Linked DNA regions of Mus musculus: region 2 is linked to region 1. A link is a contact called in ENCODE Hi-C or POLR2A ChIA-PET data. All regions are on one chromosome and are shown on one strand. The core of a region is the stretch at or near the end of the contact, and the rest is flanking DNA. Distances in the headings are between cores, read along the strand shown.

What was found. Hi-C counts contacts between places; a loop is a spot of excess contacts on that map. ChIA-PET counts read pairs that join two places held with the same protein, here RNA polymerase II (POLR2A).
Region 2: a map of heart shows a loop between it and region 1 (2.1-fold over the local background). The contact joins the promoter of Egln3 here to the enhancer-like site in region 1. A Hi-C loop is called at or near these places in 2 of 37 maps with a recorded cell type or tissue (heart and regulatory T cell). POLR2A ChIA-PET finds 5 or more read pairs at or near these places in 3 of 5 experiments (all embryonic stem cell).

The regions. Positions count from the first base shown.
Region 1 is chr12:54,159,843-54,165,684 of GRCm38, reverse strand. No RefSeq gene overlaps it. Among named protein-coding and RNA genes, the nearest start is that of Gm40424, 14 kb to the left of the region's middle. Within about 2 kb of position 2,949, at least 2 of the 3 ENCODE cell types and tissues checked have a DNase peak (open chromatin) inside an H3K27ac peak, as active enhancers do; they include heart, where a contact is called at or near this core.
Region 2 is chr12:54,201,738-54,207,579 of GRCm38, reverse strand. Egln3 (egl-9 family hypoxia-inducible factor 3) reads left to right here and starts at 3,706. Exons shown (of 5, transcript NM_028133.2): 1 at 3,706-4,375. The coding sequence starts at 4,019.

The sequences.
Region 1 (5,842 bases), core at 1,700-4,199:
ATTTCATGGAAATAAAACGCCTCACTTAAGTACATTTTAAAACTCTTTAGCAGAGTAGTTAATGCCAATTAGATTGTGGGCTGTCTGAATCATGAATTATCAATTCAGACATGATTTTGGTTTTCTTCTATAAGTAACGCCGGTATTTCTTTCTTTCTTTTCTTTTCTTTTCTTTTTTTTTTTTTTTTTAAGAAACTAGGTCATCTGAATTCAGCCATTTGGTCTTGAAAATTTTCTGTGTGCTCAGAAAGCAGTGGTGGGAACGGCCATGCCTGGTCAGCGCTTTGTGTGAGACAGGAGTTGGCATGCCCAGTATATATAGGTTTGATCAAGGGCAAGGATTGTTCTCAGCAAAGCTATTTCGAATAATAATAAAAAAAATACAAAATTAGCTTGGCTTCTGCCCTAAATTCTTTGTGTGGTGTGGAAAGAACACTGGCCAGAGGGTTGGTTAGAGACTTATCAGACAGAGTGGAAACCAACAGCTAACCCAAGCTGAAGCCACACTTGAGGTCCACACTTGAACCCTGTGGAATAATAATACGTGCTGGTTTACACTGCCAGGCCAGTTAGTAACCTTGCCCTGTCCAAACATGATTTCTAATGTGGTGCTTCTCGCTGCATCCCTGCTGGGCCCTTTAAAAGTCACCCTTTCTTTACCACGGGTCACTGCTTCTACATTTGCAAGGCCAGAGACAGATTCAAAGAGTCACATCCGGAACCCTACAACAATGGGCGGGTTGGAGTCCTCAGAGGATACCTGTGTGCCTGGGGCCTGCGCTACGTGCACACACTGTTGTTCTTTGTAACCACAGTGAGGCAGCTCTTCCTCTTTCCAGGATGAGGAAACTACTCAGAACAGTTAGGTGGCTCTGCCAAGGTTACGGTGATGGAGTAGCATAACAGGACTGGACTCCAGACCTCCAGGTCCTTGTGGTCTCTGTTCCTTCCTGCAGAGTGGATGGCAAATAAAGATCACGAATAGAGTCGGGAGAGGCAAGCTTAAGCTGCTGCATATTTAAATTTTCTCTCCCCCTGTTGGGTTATTCACAAGTGTTCCAGGGCCAGCCTCCTAAAGGAGTGCTCCTTACTCAGTAACAGCTATGCGTGCAGAAGCCGCAGCTTTGTCCTTGAATGCTTTCTTGCTGCTTAAATAGGATTTTCTTTGCCTGCCTCATAAGACTGAGGAGGGACTTTGGGTTTCTATGCAACATTGGCCTCGAGGGCGTGAGATGTTTGGAGGTATATTCCCCGCCTTAAGGTAGAGTTGAACAGCACCGGTTGTTTGGAGCAGACAACACTGGAATGCAGTTTGGAGCCTTTAGCCAGTGTGCCTGATACCTCCCTGTGTTCCTGGGTCACATACACTTTCTAGGGATGAAAGGGAACACTCACTGCCTTTTCTTCTTGACACACTTAGATTCCTACCCCGTGACACACAGCCTTCAGCCTACTTAACAGTGTGAACAACTGTGTTGAAATAAGACTAAAAAAAAACTTTGATCTTTGGTGATTTCCCCACTTAAGACAAGTAACCTTTCTCCTGGAAGCCTTTCTCCTAACTCCTGGGAGTTAACTCTTACATTTCTGAGTGCCTTTATTTTCCCTTTCTTATTATTTTGGGGGACAGGGTATGCTTTTCCAAGTCAGGGTTTCTCTGTATAGCCTTGGCTGTCCTGGAGCTCACTCTGTAGACCAGGCTGGCCTCACAAAGATCCACTCGATTCTTCCGAGTGCTGGAATTAAAGGTGTATGCCACTCCAATTGACTCTTGGGAACATTTATAGAGGTCATTTTGTGATTCTTTTTAAAAAGACATCTCTGGTTTTAGGGAATACTGTTGTAGCTTATTGATAATGTTTTACCAACTTGAGAAAGATTGCTCTAGGAGTGGATAAATACTCAGCTGATTAAAACACTACACAATTCGGGATGTCTCATGTTTGTGAGTGATGTGTGTGTGTGTGTGTGTGTGTGTGTATGTGTGTACATGTGTGTGTGTGTGTGTGTGAGTGATGTGTGTGTATGTGTGTATATGTGTGTGTGTGTATATGTGTGTGTGTGTGTGTATGTGTGTATGTGTGTGTATGTGTGTATGTGAGTGATGTGTGTGTATGTGTGTGTGTAGATGTCAAAAGGTAACTTGGGATTAAGGTGTAGAAGAGCCTTTTGTCTATTGAGGACTTCTGAGGAAGAGGACTGAAGAGAGGAGGGGACTGGACATACTGTGTTGGTCTCTCACTGGTCTGGAGTAGCTGCCGGCAGCTCTAGGAAGCTTCTCTTGTTCCTCTTGACCTGACCCAAGCTGGGGGTGGCCCAGAAAGCAGTGGGAACTTGGGAAAGGATCTAAGGATTCACCAACTATCGATTTGGGAAATTTCATTGGGTGTGTGCCATAAAATGCTGGAAGGCGGACTTTCCCAAGAAACCTTTTCTGTAGACTTTTTTTTTTTTTTTTAAATAAATGGCTTGAAAAGGTAATATCCAATCAAACGGGAATGCCTCAATTCTGAAAAGGTGGGGAGGAAGGACAAACTGCTCCCCCGCCCCGTACTTGGCAGTGTCTTGCTTTGGGGAGTGCCCTGCCTCAGCAAATTCTCCGATTCTGGGCTCCGGAGCTGCGGAGCTGCGCTGTCTCTGCCAGCTCTCGTACAGCACGCACGCCCCGTGCATTGGCTTGGTCATTTCCTCCTATTTTTCTGCTTATTCATCCTGTGGCCTGTGTTCCCCTTGACAGACTTTCCCCCCACCCTCCTGTGGGGAGAGATAACATTCTCGGGAGGGACTTTAATCCATCTGATAAGTTCTATTTTTAGCCAAGCCTTTCCTCCTGGCTTCTAACTTTCAGAGGCTCACACACTTCCGAGCCTCCTTTGGCGTTCGTTCTTGCCGTCTTGCGTACTCTTGTGCCTGGGGTTTCCTAACAGACTGTAGTTGAGTGGGGAGCGGGGAAGGTGAATTGACTTCCAGGGCAGGGACACTTTCTCCTGGGTGTGGGGCGCTGTTTTTAGCAGGGCCATTCACTCTTACCTACCTCCTGCTTCCCCTCCAGGCTGTCCACGAATTTCCTTTTGTCAGTAAATTTATGTTATCTTGATAAAGGACACCCATTAAAAAAAAACAAGACAGCTGTGACTTTCGATGATTAGCACAAGGGTCTGGCAGCTAAGATGCCTGCCTGTAGCTACTAAGACTTCTACAGAATGACAACTTAATCTGCAGCCTTTGCATTAAGATTTAATCAAAGCAGCCAGTGTCCGTCCCTCCCCCGCCCCCCCCCCCCCCGTTCCCCATGTCCCCGTCCCCCCCCCCCCATATGAGGGGAGAAGTTTTGGGTTTGCTGTCACATGATCTCTGCCTGTTGCTTTCCCAGATAAGGATATGGGAATAAACTTACCTCAGTACTTTATATAAATGTGTTCTTTTTCTCCTTTTAATCCTTTGGCCCAGAATGGCCCCCCCTCAAATATATATATAAAACAGAAACTCTTCTGACAAGACTACAGAGCTTGAAAAGGAGAATGGGGTATCCCCCTGCCCCAGGAGTGCTCCTGGGAACATTGCTGCCAGGCAATTTAAACTTCAGGACCTCGACTTCATTTACTCTCAGTGGACCAGTTGTCTCTCGAGGCTCACTTAGCTCTGTCACCATCATGACTATTGTTGTGTTTTATAAGATGATGTAGTATAGTGCGGCTGGAGGGAGCACCTCAGTGGTCCCTGCCAAGGAGTCTTGGGATCAAGTCACATGACAGGCCTAGAACAAAAGAAGTTTATTGGGGGAAGGGAGCCAGGGAACGGAGCAGCAGGGTGCCTGGGATGGGGTTAGAGGCAGAGGAAGGCAGGTGGGACAGAAAGGGAAAGGAGAGGGGAAGAGAAGGAGAGGCCAGCCTGGAACATGTAGGGGAGGGGGGTGGAGACACAGAGAGGTAAGATAGAGGGATGGAGGAGAGAGAGAGAGAGAGAGAGAGAGAAGCCAAGTAGTCCTTATACTGCTGGCTCCTGGCTGAACCCAGGGTGGAGATGTAGATTGTTGCTAGGTAACTGTTGGGCAGAGCCTAGAGGAATTGCGGACACCTAGGACCACTATAATACTGCAAGTGGCATTGGTAAATGGGTTAGCTTTATAGGGTGGAACACACTTATCAAATGACTTACTACCAGTAAAATTTGTATAGCTTATGGTGTGGTGGCTTACAGGTTCAGAGGTTCAGTTCATTATCATCAAGGTGGGAACATGGTAGCATCCAGGCAGGCATGATGCAGGAGGAGCTGAGAGTTCTACATCTTCATCTAAAGGCTGCTAATACAAGATTTCTCTCTCTCTCTTTCTTTCTTTCTTTCTTTCTTTCTTTCTTTCTTTCTTTCTTTCTTTTCTCTTTCTTTCTTTCTTTCTTTCTTTCTATTAGATATTTTCTTTATTTACATTTCAAATGTTATCCCCTTTCCTGGTTTCCCCTCAAAAAAAAAAAAAAAAAAAACCCTATCCTATCCCCCTCCCACCTCCCCCACCCCTGCTTCCCCTGCTCACCAACCCACCCATTCCCACTTCCCTGTCCTGGCATTCCCCTTCAATGGGACATCGAGCCTTCTCAGGACCAAGGGCTTTTCCTCCCATTGATGTCCAACAAGGCCATCCTCTGCTACATATGCAGCTGGAGCCATGAGTCCCACCATGTGTGCTCTTTGGTTGGTGGTTTAGTCCCTGGGAGCTCTGGGGGTACTGATTGGTTCATATTGTTGTTCCTCCTATGGGGCTGCAAACCCCTTCAGCTCCTTTGGTCCTTTCTCTAGCTCCTCCATTGGGGGCCCTGTGCTCAGTCCAATGGTTGGCTGAGAGCATCCACCTCTGTATTTGTCAGGCACTGGCAGAGCCTCTCAAGAGACAGTTATATCAGGCTCCTGTCATCAAGCACTTGTTGACATTCACAATAGTGTCTGGGTTTGGTGACTGTATATGGGATGGATCTCTGGTGGGGCAGTCTCTGGATGGTCTTTCCTTCAGTCTTAAAGCCCATGGCCACAGTGACACACCTACTCCAACAAGGCCACACCTCCTAATAGTGCCACTCACTGGGCCAAGCATATACAAAGCACCACAGGTGGTCATTTGTGATGTATATGTTCACAGCCACCACATCCAGGTGTTACTAACCCTCTAGAAGCTTCCTAAGCACTGATCCATCCTGTGTGCTGTGCTGGCCACATCCGGTGTGGAACAGGCTGCAGCCTGATCTTCTCTGAGGAGTCTGGAAGCTGCTGGCTCCATGCAGGACAGCCCAGCCAGCTTTGTTCTTGGCTCCAGGGTGTTCTCATTTATTAGCATATACTCAGTCACAGTTTTGCATGTAAAACCTCTCTGTTCAAATCACTAGTCTTGCCTGACAGAGAGTCATCCTCGGGAAGAGTTCCAGGAGGCAGGTCCCTCCTCCCAGGTGCACATACACCTATACAAATGCTCTCGGGGCATGTGGGGTTATGGGATACACTTCTCACCGTGGCAGGTAGCACAGCTCAGTGGACCATGCTATCACCTGTGGGCAATTGTGATGAAACGTCAGTGGCTGCAAATCTCCAGTCCCCTGGGCAGGTGCTTGACTCCATGATGACCTTGCGGACCGTGACACTGTGTGAACTTTCTGGCCATTTACCAGAGTATTTACTGAGTGGAACTGACAAGGCCAGGTCCTTTGCCCTCTGTTTCGGTCATGTCTGAAACCCCGAGCTCCGATTTCAGCTCTAAAAGAGTTATTTCTTCTGACCACAGAGTGATATTGCTGGGTATAAGCTCCAGAGTGTAATTGTATGAGCTCTTGAATTATAACACACTCACAGCATTCCG
Region 2 (5,842 bases), core at 2,457-4,956, 41 kb before region 1:
ATGCACACTACATATGTGTCCGATTATCTTGGAGATCAGAAGAGAAAGTTGGGTTTCCTAGAATTGGAGTTATAGATGGCCGTGAGCTACCACAAGGGAATCTGGTTTTCTGGAAGAGCACCAAGAGCTCTTAACTCCTGAGCCATCTCTCCAACCCCTCAGAGAGGAATTATATAGACAGGCTTGCCTGTAAGAAGACTGTAGAAGTATTAACTGATTACTTAACTGAGTGGGAAAGACCTGCCCACTCTGGGTGGCACCATTCCCTAGGCAGGGAATCCTAAATGTGTAAGAGTGGAGATGGGGAAGCATGCATGTATTCACTCACTGCTTTCTACTGTTGATTGTGCATGTGATGTGACTAGCTACGTTACCTCCTGGTATCTTGACTTCCCTGCAATGATGAACTGTGACTTCTGAGCTAAAATAAGCCTTTCTCCTCTGTGTTGCTTCTATTAGGGTATTTTATCATAACAGAATTAAAAACAAGAACGTTGGGGCTGGAGAGATGGCTCAGCTGTTAAGAGCACCAACTGCTCTTCCAGAGGTCCTGAGTTCAAGTCCCAGCAACCACATGGTGGCTCACAACCATCTGTAATGGGATCTGATGCCCTCTTCTGGTGTGTCTGAAGACAGCTACAGTGTACTTATATATAATAAATAAATAAATCTTAAAAGGAAAAAAAAAAAGAAAACAAAGTTGGTTGTATGTTTTTGAAGTTATTTTAATACTTGCTATGGTCTGGCTTGTGTCTCCTGAAGGCACGTATGTTTAGATTTGATTGGCAGCCAGTGGCATTGCTGGGGAATGGTAGAACCTCTAGAAGGGTGGTCTAGTAGAAAGACGTTAGGTTACTGGGGGTGACCCTTGTATCTGATTCTGGATCCCTGGATTCTTTATCACTCTTCTTGCCTCTCCCTGACATGATGGGCCTTGCCACAGTCCCCAAAGACTATGACAACACCTTAAAAACCATGAGCCAAAATAAATAAACCGTTGTTTCTTTTAAATGATTGTCTTAGTTAGGGTTTCTATTGCTGTGAAGAGACACCATAACCGTGGCAACTCTTATAAAGGAAAACATTTAATTGAGGCTGGCTTACAGTTTTAGGGTTCTAGTCCATTATTGTCATGACCAGGAGCATGGCAGCATGCGGGTAGATATGGTCCTGCAGGAGCTCAGAGTCTTAAATCTTGATCCAAAGGCAGCAGGTAGTGGCTGTGCACCCCTGAGCCTGGGCTTGAGTTTCTGAGACTTCAAGCTTGTTCCTCCACAACACACTCCACGTGGCCACACCAACCTCAACAAGGCCACACCTCCTGATAGTACCACTCCTTCTGGGCTACACATTCAAACCCGAGAGTTCACGGGAGGGGGTCACTCCTAGTCAAACCACCACAATGACTGTTTCAGGTACATTGCCAAAGCAATGAAAAGTTGATGAATATAATAGTCACCTTTAAAATGACTTAGGTTAATGGACAAATATCTGAAATAAATGTATTTACAGGTAACTTGGATTTTGCCCATCTGGTGCTCAGCCTCAGAGCCCGTTTGGCTCCTGCCTGTCTGTGCCCTCTGTAGAATCATGAACTTTGATTTCTCCCAGTCACAGTATGTCTGACTTCCCTACTGCTCTCAGTGCTGGCAGCTCTGAGTTGATTGGCAGGTCTGTGATTGATTAGTAAGTTCCCTGTGATTGATTAGTAAGCCAAGCAGGGATGGGGCTACAGGATTGACTCCCTTCCTGACCAGCACGCGTTTTGGAACTGAAGTCATCTAGAACCGCATCAGGCCTGAACTTGCTTGAACTGTTGTTCTAGTTGTGACTACACTAGCAGCCACTGTGCTCTGAAATTATGGAAATCCATTTAAATATTAAGTTAATAACTTTATTGGGATATTTCTGAAGTCTACTACAATCTCCAAAGCTGCAAAAGCCCCAAGGTACTACCTTCCACAGCTTCCTACTCCAAGGTGTCCCTGCAGATCATAAGAGGGGTCAGAGTGGCTCCTAGAGAGGGGCTCAGATAACAGTGGGAAGATGGCCTTTCCTCCTGTTTGGAACTCATTTCCATTCTATCCCCAATGAAGATAAATTACTCTCCAGCCTTTGCTTTGTTTGCCTTTACTGGGATGGGACAGGACAGCTGTTCTGCAGAAGTTCTCACTGTCCCCCTCCAGTGGCCGCTGAGGTCTTGCTCTAGATACCCTGGGAGGCTCCTCAGTACTGCTTGCAAAAGGTCCTGTCCTGCTGGCTTCCTGTCTAAAACCCCAGCTGGTGATTGCAGGGCCCAGGTTCAGATGTCAGTGTCTCAGGAGACTGTTTTCCAACCATCTATCATGTGCTGGCATCAGTGTTTCAAGGACATGGGCTCCTGTCACCCCAGTGCTGCTATGGGCTTTTGGACAACAGCTTCTTGAAGTTGAGCCTTTACCCTAAGGAAATACACCTTCTCCTGGACAGACATATGGAAGAGGCCAACTGAGCAAGGCCATTAACAGGGTCCCTGTTCTCCATGGAGCTAGTTAGGTTTCTTCAAAGCTGCTTACACCCTCTCTGGTTGACTGCCACTCCCCAAGGCCCTGTTTGCCCTCACTGACTACAATACAGCCTTCTTCCCAGTCTGTCAGCACTCTCTCCTCCTCTGCCTCTCCTTCACATGAACTGCACCCCCACTTCTCCCCTCAGAGAAGGTGAGCAGAGGGGCTATTGGGAAGAGAATAAAAGCAAAAAGGACTTTATGTCCAAAATTAGTGATGCTTGAAAAATCGGTGCAGTTTTTCATTTGACTTAACTGAAAATCTAAATGTGCAAAGATGTGAACTGACTCTCTGTCTCTCTGTCTCTCTGTGTTTGTCTCTCTTTCCCTCTGTCTTAGATGTCTCTGTTTCTCTCTCTCTCATTTGGAAGGAAAGGGCATCAGAAATCTGTATAGAGACCACCTTACAGTAGATAATTAAGCCTTTTGGGTAGGGCCTAGGGCTCTAGTGCAAGTTGCATGTAGTAGAAGCCAGAGAGACCTGGAACACAGTGTATCTTTTGGGGAGAGTGCGAGTGATTTTGAGAGAGAATTTCAGAACCTTTTAGTAAAAAGCTTGAGTATAAATGGTGCATGAACATCTCCCGCAGGACAAAATACAAAAATTTGCAGGATTTGGCAGTGCTCTCCCTTCCCGGGGCGCCTCCCTATCTCTCTGTCCTCCACTCCCTTCTCAGGGGATACACACCAGCCTGGCACACAGGGTGGGGGGAGGTCAAGGGGAATGTTTGTTAATGAATCAGTCAGTTTTGGTTAAAATTAAATTCACCTCTCTCTCTCACAGGGGTTGGAACAGCCAGACCCGAATCAAACAGAAGAGGAAAGAAGGAAAGACACTAGGTAGAGCTTAAACCTTAATGTTTAAGAAATATAGTCACCAGAGAGGTGACTAGCCCAGAAAGTGGCAATAAACTGTTCATGTGCATCTCAGACGTGAGATCCAGGTTTTCAAGTTTGTTAGGGGATTTAACGCAAATCAATATGCAAATCGAGAGCATTAAAAAAAAAAAATCCAGCCCTTTCTTGGGTCACACACAGGTTAGCTAGAGTGGAGCTCACCCAGATGCTCCGCAGCACCAGTCCAAGAGGAAGAGCCCGGAGGAGGGCAGTCCCGGGGGCGGGACCATGACGTTGGGGTCAAGGCGGTGCTTTCTCTCGTTCCTCCCCCGGCCACGGCCGCCGCGGCGGTGGCTCTGCATCTCCAAAAAGGGCCCTCCGACTTCTCACTGGGCCAGTCCGGCGCTGGGTGGCGGAGCCCTACACTGCTCCCGCCGGTCCCAGAGCCGGGATCCCTTCTCTTCAGAGTTTCGAGCAACTTTCCCCGCCTCTGGAGCTAAAGTGGCTCGGGGACTGTGACCACCGCAGGTGGGAGAGTCCCCGGCCCGGCTCTCCGCATCTTCGCTGTGCGCTCGCGCTGGGAAAGCCCTGGGTGCGTGCACCCTGGGGGTCCCCGGCCTCGGCTCTGTGGGCGAGATGCCTCTGGGACACATCATGAGGCTGGATCTGGAGAAGATCGCCCTGGAGTACATCGTGCCCTGTCTGCACGAGGTCGGCTTCTGCTACCTGGACAACTTCCTAGGCGAGGTGGTGGGCGACTGCGTGCTGGAGCGAGTCAAGCAGCTGCACTACAACGGGGCCCTGCGTGACGGCCAGCTGGCCGGGCCGTGCGCCGGCGTCTCCAAGCGGCACCTGCGAGGCGACCAGATCACGTGGATCGGGGGCAACGAGGAGGGCTGCGAGGCCATCAACTTCCTCCTGTCCCTCATCGACCGGCTGGTCCTGTACTGCGGGAGCCGGCTGGGCAAATACTATGTCAAGGAGCGGTCCAAGGTAGGATGCGTGCGGGTGCCCAGCCGCAGCTGCGCTGCAGGGGACGGGAAGCCTTCATTCGGAGTGTTGTGTCGCCTTCGCTGGGGTGCAGCGAACTTTGGTTTTTAACCAAGAAGTCAGCTTGCCTATCTGCCCTACTTGCGTCCCCTCCACCTCCTGGCCTAACCCCTTAAGCAAAAGTCCACGTTAAGGGGCTCAGGTGTCTCGTGATGATGAGCTTCTGCTGACTCTGAAAGAATTGCCCTGGTTTTGGTGATGACCGCAAGGACAACTGGCTGGTGGAGGGAAAAGATATTGGAAACACTGCGACACGCATGTCCATGATCCGAAGTGCCTCCTTTAAAGCCACCCGGTACTGCCCTTCACAGTAGCCAGAGGCACTCTTAACTCTACTAGAGGCAAGTCTAATTTTTGCCTTGTGTTAGTTGGCTTGTAGAGTTAGGTAGGGTGGGAGGGAAGAGTTCGGTATGACAAGGTTAAGTCCTCCACTTCTGCTGCAGCCTTTGAGCCCTGGGGCTCAGAATTCTCATAGACCCCTCAGCCCAAGTGCTGAGCCCCACGCCATCGCCTTTCTTTTCCTATAAACTCATGGCAAAATCCACTCAAACAACCTGATAAGGTCCATGAAGAGAGTGGTGAGGTACCTCTGGGTAGAAACCTTGTTTTTGTTGTTCTCATAGCCCGTAATGGGGGCAGTGGGTGGTGATGATTTATCTTGAAAATGTTTACAGGTAGATTGGCAGGCCGGTAGACCAATGGGAGGTGGAGGAGCTGGTGCCTGTAACATCACTTTGGGTTAGTCTTGCTCCTGGCCATTTCTTCCTATAAGGATAGTCAAACTCTCTCTCCAGGAGCAATTCAGAGAGAATTGCCCCCGTGTAGCTGCGGGACAAGGGACTCTTAGAGTCATGAAAACTTCATTTGAAGTCCAGCAAGGTAGAGCATGCTAGCAGCAGAGGAATTGTGGGCACTGAACCATGTGCCGCTCTTTAGTAATACTTGTAAAGTTTCTCAGTGTAGGTTCAGCCTTGGGATCAACTACTGTAGTCTTGTTTGTCCCCAAAGCTGGAAAGAGCACCCTTATAAAAAGCAAGTGATCAACTGGAAATGTCTGGAAGTGATGGGTGAAGAGAGTTGGGAGCTGCAGGCTGCTGTCAGGCTAGGAGGAGGTGAAGGGACTGTCTGACGAGTGTCCTTATGAATGGAACCATAGTAAATCTTAGAGGAACTGTTGGTTTCTGAATGCTGGGAGTAGTTACCTGAATTCTGTTAGAGAATGATGGATGATAGAGGGTTTTATTGTTTTGTTTGTTTTTTTTTTTTCTTCCATCAGTCTGGTGGTAGACTGGATCATCTGCATTTTCATCTGGGGTGTTTCTGCACTAAATAACCTTGTTGATAGTCCCGGGCTTAGCCTCTGTATTGGGAGGCACTTGTAGCTTTAATCCGAAAGGCCAAATGACACCT